Regions from separate parts of the Homo sapiens genome. Here regions 1 and 3 are each linked to region 2. The links are chromatin contacts, found by Hi-C or POLR2A ChIA-PET in ENCODE. All regions are on one chromosome and are shown on one strand. The core of a region is the stretch at or near the end of the contact, and the rest is flanking DNA. Distances in the headings are between cores, read along the strand shown.

What was found. A loop is a pair of places that touch in the nucleus more often than their neighbours do. ChIA-PET counts read pairs that join two places held with the same protein, here RNA polymerase II (POLR2A). Pooled maps may share reads with other maps.
Region 1: a loop to region 2 is called in a map of naive thymus-derived CD4-positive, alpha-beta T cell, with 2.4 times the contacts of the local background. The contact joins the promoter of RDH11 here to the enhancer-like site in region 2. A Hi-C loop is called at or near these places in 1 of 168 maps with a recorded cell type or tissue (naive thymus-derived CD4-positive, alpha-beta T cell), 2 of 37 single-sample maps with no recorded cell type and 10 of 50 pooled maps. POLR2A ChIA-PET finds 5 or more read pairs at or near these places in 4 of 52 experiments (CD8-positive, alpha-beta memory T cell, H1, PC-3 and 1 more).
Region 3: a pooled map shows a loop between it and region 2 (7-fold over the local background). The contact joins the promoter of VTI1B here to the enhancer-like site in region 2. A Hi-C loop is called at or near these places in 1 of 37 single-sample maps with no recorded cell type and 6 of 50 pooled maps. POLR2A ChIA-PET finds 5 or more read pairs at or near these places in 2 of 52 experiments (CD8-positive, alpha-beta memory T cell and activated T-cell).

Annotation. Positions count from the first base shown.
Region 1 is chr14:67,693,861-67,698,640 of GRCh38, reverse strand. It overlaps RDH11 (retinol dehydrogenase 11), which reads left to right and starts at 2,877. Exons shown (of 7, transcript NM_016026.4): 1 at 2,877-3,011. The coding sequence starts at 2,938. It also overlaps a transcript of GPHN not described here. RefSeq lists enhancers at 2,560-2,609, 2,630-2,679, 2,724-3,360 and a silencer at 3,710-3,769.
Region 2 is chr14:68,813,333-68,818,117 of GRCh38, reverse strand. No RefSeq gene overlaps it. Among named protein-coding and RNA genes, the nearest start is that of ZFP36L1, 23 kb to the right of the region's middle. RefSeq lists enhancers at 1,011-1,060, 1,161-1,210, 1,085-1,824, 1,841-2,070, 2,151-2,370 and 1 more and a silencer at 1,311-1,700. Within about 2 kb of position 1,702, at least 41 of the 41 ENCODE cell types and tissues checked have a DNase peak (open chromatin) inside an H3K27ac peak, as active enhancers do; they include PC-3, where a contact is called at or near this core.
Region 3 is chr14:67,672,747-67,677,537 of GRCh38, reverse strand. It overlaps VTI1B (vesicle transport through interaction with t-SNAREs 1B), which reads left to right and starts at 2,906. Exons shown (of 6, transcript NM_006370.3): 1 at 2,906-3,163. The coding sequence starts at 3,049. RDH11 (retinol dehydrogenase 11) reads left to right here. Exons shown (of 7, transcript NM_016026.4): 7 at 1-738. It also overlaps a transcript of GPHN not described here. RefSeq lists silencers at 2,582-3,021, 3,122-3,231.

The DNA.
Region 1 (4,780 bases), core at 1,628-4,127, 1.1 Mb after region 2:
AATAATTTTTTTATGTTAAACTTTCCCTGTTCAAATTGTTGTGTAGTTTCTCACTTCTGATTGAACCCTGTCTGATACATCTCCAACCTCTCTGGCCGTTTCTCAGTCAATTTTTGGGCTCCCCTCCCTCTACCCATTTCATAATGTTAGGGTTCCTCAAAGCTTCCCTCTGCTTTTAGATAGGTTTTTGCTCTGCCACCCAGGGTGGAGTGCAGTGGCACAATTCTAGCTCACTGCAGCCTCCAACTCCTGACTCAAACAATCCTCCCACCTCAGCCTCCCAAAGAGCTGGGACTACAGATGTGTACCACCATGCCTAGCTAATTTTTTAGTAGAGATAATCAATGGTTTTTAATCTAGATTCCATTATGGCTCCAATGTGTCTATAAACCACCTGAAATTATATGCAAATTTTATATGGATATGCAAATACACACAAGTATGGGGAGAAATTTCCAGCTTCATCTTTTGGCAATATAGCTCAATAGTTAAGGGCACAATAGACCCTGCATACAACTTGGTGGACAAAAGTGACTGCATCTGGGATGCTAATCTGCAATGCTGACTTCAATGTTGACTGCAATGTTGATTAGCCCCAGTCCTGTGAATATCTCCTGATTCCTACTTTATTTACTGTCCCTAGTGTAAGAACATGTCAACCTTGATGTTATTGCACAAATTATTATCTATTACACATGTAGCATTCTTGCCTGTTCTGGAGGGCTACCTTTAATTGTCTTGCACAGAGCAGTTTGACTCTTTCCCTACAGTATATAAACTCTGAGTGTGGAGCTTACATGTACAGAAATCTGCCACCCAAGCCCACATTTCTGTCTGTAAATTCCCACAGTAAAACACCCTTACCAAGAAACTGGATTTGTCTGCCTCAACCTTTGGTGTCTTGGCTCCTCTGGCATTTGGGGGCCACTTTGCATATAGGGCCCTCTCATGGAACACCACCTGCTTCAGTTTGAATCCCAGCTCTGCCTCTTTGACCTAGGCTAGCTTACACGGTGCCTCAGTTTTCTTGTCTGTAAAATAGGGAAAATTATAGTACCTACCTCTTAGAGTTGTTATGGGAATTAAGAGTTAATATATATATATAAATCATTGGGACAGGGCCTGGCCATAATTAAGCAGTATTTAAGCACTGGCTATTATTGCCATTTCTGGCACTCTCCCTTCTCCCTAGACGGTTTTCTGTTGCTCTAGTGCACCCTGCTTTCTCTGACTGTGAACCCTCAGGTGGGGTCTTTCCTCTGCTCAGCACACTCTTGTCTATGTTGCTTGCCTACTAACTTCCCTCTGGCCTCCGCTCAAATGTTATTTCCTCAAATAAGCCTCTCCTGATCTAGAACTCCTCTCCCTTGTAAAAGCTCCCAGAGCTTTCTCTAATCCTCCTCATAACCTTCACCATGATTTATTTACAGTGATTACTTATTTAAGGTCTTCTCTGACAGTCCATGAACTCCGGGCGAGCAGAGATTATGTGTTCCTGGCTTCCTGCTGGACATCAGCACAGTGCCTAGTACACTATAGGAATGCCATAAATGTTTGTCAAATGCGTGAATGACTGAATAAGGAACAAAACAAATGAAAGGCTTTTATAAAGTTATAAAACCCAATACAAATATTAGGTAACACAATAATGAGAATGTGACAAAATGTGATGATTGCTAGGTAATCTAATGTTAAATTGGTAGGAATTAGTATTGTGTGAAGGAAACCCTCTCTTCTCCAATTTGCTATAAAATATATTAGTTCATTGGAACCCGTGTCTTTTAACCAAATGGAAATTATGCAAAAGGACCAGAAAATATTACTGGGTACAATTAAGGAATCACAGACAGATATTGATTGGTTAAAACACCCTCCACTTTCACCCCCAGGAAATAGGCCTCAGATGAAAGAAACTATTGAACAGGGAACCTATTTATTCACAGAGAACATATTCATGGCCTTAATTCAAGACAGGATTAAATACTTTCACGAGTTGGCAAAACCAACTGTGCCAATCTGAGATATTCATTGCTACCCTGGGAGTTAATGTATGTGACCCAAGCCATCAGGAAGACGATATTCTATTATCAATGAACACTCAAACACTAGAAAAATCATGATAGTTGCCACCATAATTCAAGATAGACACAATAAAGTGATTCTCCTGAGAATGTCTTCAAGGACTTATTGCTTCCTCTTCTCTGGAAAAAGGAATCCTCGAGGAGGAAGGGTTTACATTCCCCCACCTTCCCAACTGTCAGACTTCGGACCGCTCCTCTCCTGTCTAATCCGCCTTTCATTTCCCAGACGCCAACATCTGATCTCCAGGAGAAACAGTGCGGTAACTGCCTAACCAGGATTGGGGAAAACTGAACCAGGCACTGGACTTGGGTCTGGGGAGATAGAGGACTGCAGAGATTTCACAAACACCGCGGTGCCTAGTACACTATAGGAATAAGTGTACTATTCCTATAGTGTATACTTTTTTTTTTCCAGAAAAATCCCTCTGGGGTATGAGCACTATTTTCAGTTCTGGTTCAACTTTTCATTGAGATTCTATGTGGATAAGAGGATCTTGTAGTGAAAAAAAGATAAAAAGCAGTGTTTTCATCTGAGTGTGAGAAACCATGTGTGCCTAGAGGTGGGAGAACTGAGTATTCAGAAGGCAGAAAAAATAACTGAGAGCTGGGTGAATGATCCCACAGGCCCTAAGCCCTAGATGGTTGGGGATTAGCGATGTATAATTCAACTTCTGCCAGCGTTGGCGGCAGCGCTCCCACGTAGCCAGCCTGAGGCTGTCAAGCTCTGGACTACATTTCCCAGAAGGTCTGCTCCCCGGGCTGTCGCAATTTGAATTGGGGCGTGTCTAGAAAGAGAAGCCATAGTCGGCGAGCAACGCTGGAGCATCCCGCTCTGGTGCCGCTGCAGCCGGCAGAGATGGTTGAGCTCATGTTCCCGCTGTTGCTCCTCCTTCTGCCCTTCCTTCTGTATATGGCTGCGCCCCAAATCAGGTCTGTGCAAATGTATTGCCTTCTCTTGAGAATTCTTGTTGCGGGGCGGGAGGGAAACATAGAATCCCCACCAAAGCTTTCTTGGAAAACTCCCCTGGGGGGGCTCCAAGATGGCGGAGCCCAGAGTTCGGTGGGTTGGAGGCGAGGTCCAGCTGTCCTGGGTGCCAGGAGGACACCCGAGACCCCAGGCGGTGAGAAAGGGCGGCAGTCCGGGGCACACTGCTTTTCCCTGGCCTGTTTTTCTTTTGTCTAAGCACCCCCTGATTCTGGCTCCAGGGAATCCCGAGGGTAAGGCTACCTCAAACGCTTGAGTTTCGGACTCTTCAATGGGATATGGCCCGACGCTGTTTTCCCCTTATTCCCCACGCCTTAAACCAGCCTTCGAGGTACAAAGGAGCGATTCCACATTTCGCCCTCTGAAACTGATAGCAATCGTAACATCTGCGGCCCCATCCTTGCTCTCTCGTTGCTGTTACAATCGCTTGTTCTGTGGGCGGATGTTGTAAAGGAGAAAAGTGAAAAGGAAGAGTGTTTGGTTATGAGCTCTATCCTGCCTTGCGAGCAGGAGCACGGGGGATCTGAGTTAGGAGCTAGGGTACTGGGGCGGTGAGGGCTGGGAGAATGGTGGGAAGGTATTGACCAGGTGATAGATCAATCAGCCCAAGGCTGGCCAAGTGCCCCAGTGAATCAGCAGCGGGCTGTAAAACCGGCAGCCTGCTTATTGGTTCTAAGTAAATCACCAGTGGTGACGGACCAGTGACTGAATAGACAGACACACTCCTTCCCCAGGTGGGCGGTCTTAGTCCCAATAGAACTTGAAGCCAGGCCAGATCACAGTCATTTCTTACCACAGTCACCTACTTTCCTTCTTTTATTTTTATTTTCTCTTCCTTCTCTGGTGCCCCTCTTCCAGTTATATTTTTTCTGCCTTCTGAACACTCAGTTCTCCCACCTCTAGGCACACATGGTTTCTCACACTCAGATGAAAACACTGCTTTTTATCTTTTTTTCACTACAAGATCCTCTTATCCACATAGAATCTCAATGAAAAGTTGAACCAGAACTGAAAATAGTGCTCATACCCCAGAGGGATTTTTCTGGAAAAAAAAAAAATATATGTGTGTATATATATATATATATGTGTGTGTGTGTATATATATATATGTGTGTGTGTGTGTATATATATATATATATATATTCCAGGAGCTGTATTCCCAACTCAGCAGGGTTATGGGAGTCGGGCCAGAGCTGGACTTTTATAGTTGTCTCTTTCATTCCTGCTGGTTAAGGAGAAGAAAGAACTAAGTACAGGTCCTACTAAGTTGTCACTCCTGGAGCTACATACAGTAAGGGGATGTGGGAAACAGCCTAGAGGCTTGTTTTCTGAGGAGGGAGGTGATGGTTTGTGGGGACCATGAGTTAATCTGCCTCCCTGTCAGCATTTTCGCACTATGCAGGTAGCTTCAATGGCTAAGAGTATGTACCTTGCAATTCCAAGTTCAATGAAAAAGGCTGAAATGCTCTTTAAGAATGCATCTCCTGGTCAACAGATTGTTTTAACCAGAGTCCCAACATTGCCAAGAAGAGAATAGGCCAGTCTGAGAACCACCAATCTGTGTTTGTGCATTCATTCATTTGGAAAAGGCAATATAGTATAGTACTTAGAAACAAGCACTCTAGGCTGGGCTTGGTGACTCACACCTGTAATCCCAGCACTTTGGGAGGCTGAGGTGGGCGGATCACCTGAGGTCAGGAGTTCGAGACCATCC
Region 2 (4,785 bases), core at 453-2,952:
ACCTGCCCTCCAGGGTGCTTGGCGCCTCCTAGGGCAGGCTGGCCTCTTTGTGCCATGCCCCACAGAGCATTGCAGTGATCCTAGTGCAGAGCACATAGTAGGTGCTTAAAAATGCTCATTGGAGAAACAGCTGGATCCTGGACTGCAGGAGGGAGGAGATGGCACACTGAGGGCATTGATGGGTAGATGGTAACATCATGTCTGTTCATCATTACTCAGCAGACCTGGTTCCATCAGATGTGACTGCCCTTCAGGCCTTACAGAAGGTACCTACATAAATCTGCTCAGGCAAAGAGAAGTTTGTGGGCTGTGGGCACCTGGCTGGGGTTCCTCAAGGTGGAGCATTCTTCTTGGCACTGACGGGGGTAGCTAAGATCTGAGCATGCAGGCAGGCCCTCTTCTCCCCTGGATGCTGCCCTTCTGAGGAGGCAGCTCTGTGGGTACCAGAGGCATGGGCCTAGGAGGCTGTGACCCCCTGCCTGGCCCCCTACCAGTCTCTGCTTCTACAGACAGGGTCTGCATCTTACCTGCTCCTCCTGCCAGTTCCAGTCCCCTCCCCATTCCCCTCAGGACCTCATCCCTCCTCCTGGCCTCAGCTTAAGGGTTTCCTCAGAGAGGTCTTCCTCAAGAACCTTCCCATCCCAAATCTAAATGAGTGCCCCATTTATATATGTTCTCTGAGCACCTGATTCTTTTCCTTCATAGGAATTTGAAAGTCTTTTCAAATGGAATCTTATATTTCTTTCTAGGTGATTTGTTGAAACAAGTCTGTCTCCTCCGTTAGACTAAGCTCCGCGAGGGGTGAGAAAGTTGTTCCGTCCACTCGTCCTCCGGGGCTAGCAGGACATATTCTGTATTAAATGAGTAGATGACAGAAACCCCGTGAGAGAAAGAGTGAGCCGAGCCAGTGGTTCTCTAAGTGTGGCTCCAGGACCAGCGGACCAGCAGCTCAGCATCGCCTGAGGATTTGTTAGAAATGCAAATTCTCTGACTTGGTTGGGGGACCCAGCAATCCGGGTTTGAAAGAACTGTCCAAGGGGGGATTCCTGTGCACACTGAAGTTTGAGAACCACCGAAGGCGGCAAATCCCCTGCTGTTGGGTGAGTGTGCACTGTGGCAGCTTTGGTGACCTGTAAGAGGAACCATGGATGAGCAAACCCCACCTTCAAATGTAGCAAAGGGCAGAGAGAGGGTGGACACGTCACCCAGACCCCCAAAAGGGGCCCAGACGTGTTGTTCGGCGAGCTGGCCACTGGAGGGCAGTGTGGCCACGTCCATCGTGCTGCCTCCGAGGGCTTCCGGGGGAGAGCGGCCGCGGGAGGACGGGAACGAAGCCGTAGCGAGAACCTCGCCCCACGCCGCAGCCTCCTGCAGCAGCGTCGGCTCGCCGGCCCCTTGCGTTCCGAGCCGCCCAGGGAGCTCAGCCGCCGCAGCCCCGGCCCCTGTGTCTCCCCTCGCGGGCCGGGCCTGGTGTGCACGTCTGGATGGCCTCGGGCCTGGAAGGTTTGCGAGGCCCCGGGAGCCGCAGACCGCGCCGGGGAGGAGATCCCGGCAGGCCGGCCGGGGCAGAGCGCCAAGGAGGGCGGCGGAACCTTGGCTGTTTCCCGGGAGGCCAAGGGCAGCCTTCCCGCGTGATCCGCGCGCTGCCGAGCGCGTCGGCCATCTTGGCGGCCTCGCCCGGGCCCCGCGCCCGGCCCGGCTTGGTTCTCGCTCGCGGCTGAGCAGACGCCGGGGTGGCGACGGGAGAGCCCGACCGCGAAGCTCGGCCGCAGGAGTGCGTGGGCGTCGCAGAAGCCCAGGAGAGCCCTGGACCTTGGTAGCTTCCCGGGGGTGCTGGGAAACGCCACCCCAGTAGCCGCCAGGAAGGCAGGCCTGAGCCTCCGAGCCTCAAGTGAATTGGATGGTGCCAGTCGCCCTTCTTCTTTTTGCCCCATATTCAAAGAGCGGGAAGTCAGAGGGCGTTAAAGTAGGTCACAGCGGTCAGCAGGTTTTTGTGGGGCAGGCAAGTGGCAGGGTCCAAGGCCAGGCGTAGTATCTGGTTGCCTAAGATGCTTGGGCAACTCCTTCACCGGGCACACCAATCTCCGAGCCAGAGGTCAGGGACTGGCCCCGCGGAGCTGGCTGCAGGCGGCCGATGCATTCCAGTCCCTGACCACCATGGGGACTTGAGGTGCCATTCTGAGGAGCCCCAGGCCCCACCACGCCTGTTGCCTCTGTCTAGAGTAGTTCACACATGGATGCTGTCTCTCTGGTACTTGGGTGTTTCTCAGGTTCCAGAACATCCGTTCATCTTACCAGTCCTTCAAGGTTCAGCTTAAAGATCAGCTCCACCAGGAAGCCTTCCTGGATTTCCCCTCTTAGTTTCCAACAGAATCCGTCTCTTCCGTTCTCTGCCCACCTTGAGTAGCAGTAGCTTCAGCTGTAGACTCTCCTGTTTTTCCCTTACAGTCTTTGTTGCTGCATCCTCTTTCACTGAATTGTTGATGTGAGACCCTAGACTCTCTTGTTTTTTCGTTACAGTCTTTGTTGCTGCATCCTCTCTCACTGAATTGTTGAATTGTGAGACCCTGTGAGGGTCGGCACCCTGTGATACTGGCCAGGAAAGGGTTGTTGCAAGGGGATCATGGGATTGTTGAATGGGTTTTGATCTGGATTTTGATGTTGGAAATCAAGTTCCCAAATGTTTTCAACCTTGGGTAAAGGAACATGTAATGGTGTTTTTTAAGGCTGTCATGGAATCCTTTTGTGTGTTTAATTGCTTTGTTATTTTAGTAGAAATGTCAGGGTGTCAGAGGAACAAAAGCCATGGGTCTGAGCCCAAGCAAGAAGACAAACCACTGAGCCCGTGCTGGGTGCTTCCTCTGCGTGGCCTCAGGGTCAGGGCCTGTCAGATGGAATGGCAGGCTGCGGGTCCAGCCCCAAGGTCCAACCAAGGAAGCTCCTGGGGCCTTGGCCGAGCTTGAGGCTGTGATTTCAGACTCCTCGCTGGTCTAGGTCGGTATTTCAGAGGAGGCAAAAGAGAAAGTGCCTTCACAGCCTTGGAGAAGACTGGGAGCTAAAGGAGACATCCTTGCTTTTTCCTTTTAAAATAATAAGCCAAATGTTCTCCCATGAAGGACTCCAGAAAACCCCGTTCATGCCTCACCCACAGATGATTTGCTGAATGCTCATTAAGGGGAAAACAAAGAGGTGGTTTTGTTTATTTATTTAAAAGGAAAAATAAATGAGCTGTGACAAAACAATTTGAAACCAGGCCCCTCTGAGACCTGGGCTTTCACTTCCTTGATGGGAAGTAAAACAGAGAATCAAATCCCCCTCCAAATAAAAGTGAAGTTAATAATCAGACAGCTCGAGCCCTGGCCACATCCTGTCAGCCCCCTCCCTCCCTAGGCTCTCTGTTTATAGCTGCCGAGTGCTTTCCCTCCAGAGCCCAAGCCGGCTTAACCCTTTCCTCCCCATCCAGGGAAGCCCAACCCTGCTCTTGAGACTGGAGGTGGGTTCCTCACACCCACTGGTGCTGGCCTAACCTCAGCAAGCGGTGGCTCTCCCCAGGCCTGCCGGCATGGGCCTGTGTCCCCCACAGGGCAGCCAGCTTGGATTTGAGTGATATTCTCTGCTTGTCCTGCACAAAGCCTGAAAGTGTCACCTTTCCTCTCCATACCTCCAGGGGAAGACTAGGCCAACCCATTCCCATTCCAGACGCCATGCAGCTTCTATAGCCCGGTGGGCTCCAGAAAGCTGCATTCTGACAGAAAGAGGCACAAATCTTTGGGGTTTCTGGTCTGCACAGAGAGCAGCACTCTGTGCATGTCTCTGGGCTACTTTCTGTGAAAACTTTCCACTTCCTTCAAATGCCTTCCATTGTAGTAGCATGTTGATTTCTTCCAGAACCCCATGGGGTCAATAGTAGCACATCCCACTGGGCAGAGGAGGGCCCCTTGCTAAATTAATTTTGAGTTCTCTACTGTTCTAGGCAACGACTCTGCCCTATAGGGCCATAGTTATCCTCATTTTACAGAGGAGGAAACAGGGGTTAAGTACTTTGCCCAATGTTACAGAGCTAATACATAGCAGAGCTAGGATTTGAACCCAGGCATTCTGGCCCCGGCGTGCCCTTAGCCTTTGCACTCAAGGTTTAGCAGCCAGAGATTGCTCTCTTCTCTGGAGCCAGGGGGCTTTCAGAAGCTCAGGATAATCTTATGACTGCATTGTGAAGGTCTCAAAGCCCAAGGACCTTTCGAGAACATTCTTGAGTTTTGTCTTGGGCTCTCCAGCCTCCTTTCTTGTTTCCTCTTATGGGAGAAGAGGGAGCAGGTGGAGCCAGTGCAGGGCTCCATCCATTCTCCTCCAGAATCAGCAGGGTCAAGATGTGGCTGGATGTGAATCCTCCATCCCTTCATCTGGCTGGCAGACTTAGAGCAAGAACCCAAAGACTTGGTGTGGCCACTCTGACGGTGGTCTGGATGACCTTCTGCTTAGGTTCCCTTGTCTCCTCCAGTCTTGTCACCCAAAGTCCCAAATACCCGCTTCTGGCTGAAGCTTGTCAGCAGGAGGCCACCCACACAGTAGCCTGGAGCGTGAACTGGCTGTGCAGGCCACCTGCCTCTCCTGGGAGTCCTGCGTGCCATGGCTCCTTGATTTCTTCTTAGAACTGTATCTCTTGCCTGGCCACTTTTGCACAGCCATTTGGCAGGGCCTTTGCACCAGTGAAGGTACATTGTGGTGTATAGAGGCCTTCAGGGACCACTTGCCTGAGACTCAGCTCCTTTTTGGGAGATGTTGCCA
Region 3 (4,791 bases), core at 1,657-4,156, 1.1 Mb after region 2:
GGGACTAGTTAAGGATTAACTAGCCCTTTAAGGATTAACTAGTTAAGGATTAATAGCAAAAGATATTAAATATGCTAACATAGCTATGGAGGAATTGAGGGCAAGCACCCAGGACTGATGAGGTCTTAACAAAAACCAGTGTGGCAAAAAAAAAAAAAAAAAAAAAAAAAAAAATCCTAAAAACAAACAAACAAAAAAAACAATTCTTCATTCAGAAAAATTATCTTAGGGACTGATATTGGTAATTATGGTCAATTTAATAATATTTTGGGGCATTTCCTTACATTGTCTTGACAAGATTAAAATGTCTGTGCCAAAATTTTGTATTTTATTTGGAGACTTCTTATCAAAAGTAATGCTGCCAAAGGAAGTCTAAGGAATTAGTAGTGTTCCCATCACTTGTTTGGAGTGTGCTATTCTAAAAGATTTTGATTTCCTGGAATGACAATTATATTTTAACTTTGGTGGGGGAAAGAGTTATAGGACCACAGTCTTCACTTCTGATACTTGTAAATTAATCTTTTATTGCACTTGTTTTGACCATTAAGCTATATGTTTAGAAATGGTCATTTTACGGAAAAATTAGAAAAATTCTGATAATAGTGCAGAATAAATGAATTAATGTTTTACTTAATTTATATTGAACTGTCAATGACAAATAAAAATTCTTTTTGATTATTTTTTGTTTTCATTTACCAGAATAAAAACTAAGAATTAAAAGTTTGATTACAGTCAAAAGAAGAAAACACTGTTCATTATTATGGTTGTGCAATGATTTCTCATTCTAAAGAATAATTTGTTCCAGAGTCTAGCTACAGTGTAATCTCAATCCACATGCTATTAATTTAGGTTGTGTGATAATCTAATTGTTCATTCACCATTTCCTACTTAACCTTTTTTGACACTCTTCACAGACACTTTTTCCACATTTCTTGATCATCCCGGGCCATTTTTTTTTCCTTTCTTTTTAATTAGAGACAGCGTCTTGCTTTGTTGCCCAGGCTGGCCTCAAACTCTGGGCTCAAGCGATCCTCCCACCTTGGCCTCCCAAAGTGCTGGGGTACAGGTGTGAGCCGCAGCACCCGGCCCCAGGCTATTGATCCTTTTTTTGCACCTGCCCCTTATTTCTGTACTGTGACAAGTCCCAGCATTGTGCTGTGGGACTTACACAGTATACTGACTATCCTCAGACTTGGTCATGTCTATGCTCAGTGCATATTAAGAGCTTAACCAAAGTGTGTTGAATCAACAGCCAATGAACTTGATCTAATAAAAATGAGGGCCCAGGAGATACAAATTAGCAAAGCATTTTCTCCTGAGCAGTCATACATCTTTTAATATTTGTAGGCAGTTTAAAATTGAACTCCCAAGCAAACATTTGAGAACAGACACCTTGAGCAAACCGTGAAATCGGTGAAAATAATAATTTATTTTAATTTTTTGAGATAGGGTCTTCTCTGTCACCCAGGCTGGAGTGTGGTGGCACGATCTCAGCTCACTGCAACCACTGCCTCCCGGGTTCAGGCGATTCTCCTGCCTCAGCCTCCCGAGTAGCTGGGGTTACAGGCGCCCACCACCACGCTTGGCTAATTTTTGTGTTTTTAGCAGAGACGGGGGTTTCACCATGTTGGCCAGGCTGGTCTTGAACTCTTGACCTGAAGTGATCCGCCCGCCTCGGCCTCCCAAAGTGCTGGGATGACGCGTGAGCCACCATGCCCGACGTGAAGACAGGAATTTATACCCATGGAGTGCAAGAAGGGACCTTGTAATTTTTAACACGTGACACTTAGTGGCAGATGAGACCTAATGAAGCCAGGCCCACCTTCCACACCAGATTATAAATTCCCCTGGAGCAGAGATTAAATGTTTTATTCACCAACATGCCCAGATCCCTCGCAATGCCTACGCTTGACAAACACCTGTTGTCAACAAGTGCACGAGGCAGCCTAGGAGGAGAATTAGTCTCCACGAGGAGAATTACTCGGGCCTAGCAGCTAGAGTATTTCGAGGTCATCCTAACTGGGTTCCACTTTTGAATTTTTGGTTTTTGGGTTTTTTGTTTTTTTGGAGACAAGATCTCGCTCCACTTGGGAGCAAGGTCTCCCAAAGCTGGAGTGCAGTGGTGGGACCTCAGCCTCCGGGGGTAGCTGGGGCCAAAAGTGCGCGCCACCATGCCCGGTTCTTATTTTGGGTTTCTGGTAGAGCTCTCGCTATTGTGCCCAGGCTGGTCTCGAACTACTGGGTTCAAGCAATCCTCCCACCTCGGCCTCCCAAAGTACTGGGATTACAGGCGCGAGCCACTCGCCCGGCCGGGTTCCACTTCTGAAAGCTTGGGGAGCCGCTGGGCCTTCCAAGAAAAGTGCTCCACCTCCCGACGGCAGGCAGAGCCCCTGGCCCGGCTATCTTTCCAGGGCCGAAAGCTAACAGTCAAGACGCGAAACGAGGAATTCGGGTCAGGGTGGCAAAGCAAAGCGCGATGACAGTGAGGACGACGTCTAGACGCAAACATACATCAAATCGGGCCGAAGCCCGCTGTCGCCGCGCGGGCTGAACCTGGCACCCGGAGCAACGCGCGACCCCGGGACGAGACGCTCTCGTCCGAGCCAAACTACATCCCCCGGCGTGCACTGCAGCGCCCGCCCCTCGCCGGCCGGCGGGGCCCGGGAGGAAGGCGGCCGCGCTGCCAGTCCCGCAGGTCCCCTAGGCCCCTTTCGCTGCGGCCTTTCCCCAACCCGGACCCGGCACTTCTCGGGTTCCGCGACTGCCGATCGCCCCGGCGCGGCACCGCTCCCTCAGGAGTCGCCTAGGCCGCGCAGTCTCCCGACTTCTCGTCAGGCTTTCGCGCCGGCGCTCCAGCAATCACTGGCTGGAGAAGGTGGGCGTTCCGGCTCGAGAGGACCCTGCCGCGGCTCCGGAAGAGCCTCGTCCTGGGCGGCGGTGGTGCGGCGGTCGCCGTTATGGCCACTGGGCTGGGCGGCTGACCGCCGGGCTAGGAAAGGGCCCAGGGCCCCGAATCTCGGTGGCCGCTGCTCCAGCGCGGCCTGCGCCATGGCCTCCTCCGCCGCCTCCTCGGAGCATTTCGAGAAGCTGCACGAGATCTTCCGCGGCCTCCATGAAGACCTACAAGGGGTGCCCGAGCGGCTGCTGGGGACGGCGGGGACCGGTGAGGCGGGGGTGGGCCACGCCGTGGGGAGCGCAGCCCTGCGCGCTTTGGAAGGAAGATTCTCCCACCTTCCTCCCAGACCCGGGCCCGCGTCTCCTCCCTCCGCGTCCTCAGACACGCCCCCTAGGGCTGGCTTGTCCCAGCCCCAGGTCTCCCTGCTGCCACTGAGAGTAAATTGGACCTCGGGATTCAGTTCCCTGGGATCCTTCTATGGCCTTCCACATTTTCTCATCTTTTTTCACTGTGGCAAATAGAGCAGAGGGGCTTTTGCATCTGCGGTCCTGTAATGTAGAGTGGGTTTCTTTCATAGCTGTTTTTGTTTGTTTTATGCATTTAAAAGCACTAGTCTCAAGACAGGTCTAGTTTTCACCAGACTGACAGAGGATCCGTAGCACAGAAAAAGGGTTAAAAACCCAAAGGAGTCATAATTTGGGGGTGTTGGTAAATACCAGTTATTGGAGGGTAGAGAGCTGGCCTTTAAAACCTGATTGTGGCATTTAGATGTGGTCTTGTTTTGAACGTTTTTACAGCTGAGACTGTTTACTACCCCTTAATTTCATGATTCAGGTTGCTACAAGTTCTGTCTGGAGGAGCTAGAGTTTTCCGGCCCTAAATCCATAGGAAAAGCTGCTATAGTTCTTGGCCTCCGGATATATAGAATTTGATGGCAAGGACAAAACTTTGTTTTATTGCTTTTATTTAAGAGTCAGAGCTTGGGTGTTTGCTCAACGAATTACTCAAGGTCATAGGAATTGAATGACTGGTGAGAATGAAATTCATGTATTTAATATATATTTATTGTGAGGCTGCTGTGTGCTAGGTGCTGGTGAATTGTGAGGCACCGTTCTAGGTGCTGGTGAATATTGCAAATTACAGTGAAAAAGATACGAACATCCCCATTCTAGTGGGTAGGTGATAAACAATATATAACTATTAAGAGGCAGTGTTAAAGAATACAGGAAAGTAAATCAGAGTAAAAGAATAGGGGATGGGACTTCAGTTTTATTTTATTATTTATCATTTTTTTTTTTGAGACAGGGTCTCACTCTGTCACCCAGGCTGGAGTGCAGTGGCACGATCTCGGCTCACTGCAACCTCCACTTCCCAGATTGAAGCAATTCTCCTGCCTCAGCCTCTGGAGTAATAGGGATTACAGTTGCGCCACCACCCCTAGCTAATTATTTTTGTATTTTTAGTAGAGACAGGGTTTTGCCATGTTGGCCAGGCTGATCTCTAACTCCTGACCTCAAGTGATCCGCCTTCTTTGGGACTTCAGTTTTAAATAGGGCGGTTGTGAAAGTCCTCTCTGAGGAGATGGCGTTTGAACAGAGACTTAAATGAAGTGAGGGAGTAAACCAGAAATCAGGGAGAAGTGAGTGTCAGAAGGAGGGAATAGCACTGCAAATGCCTTTAAGCAGAAATGAGCTTGGTGTGTTCAGCGAAGAGCAGGAAGTTCCATGTGTTTGGGATGGAGTGAGCAAAGGAGAGCGATAAGCAGGGCCAGATCATGTAGGGCCTTGTGGACCATGGTGAAAGACTTGTGCCTTTTTCTAAATATGATGGGATGCAGTTAAAAGATACTGTGCAGAAGCATTGTGGGATCTGATTTATGTGATTGAAAAGTAGAC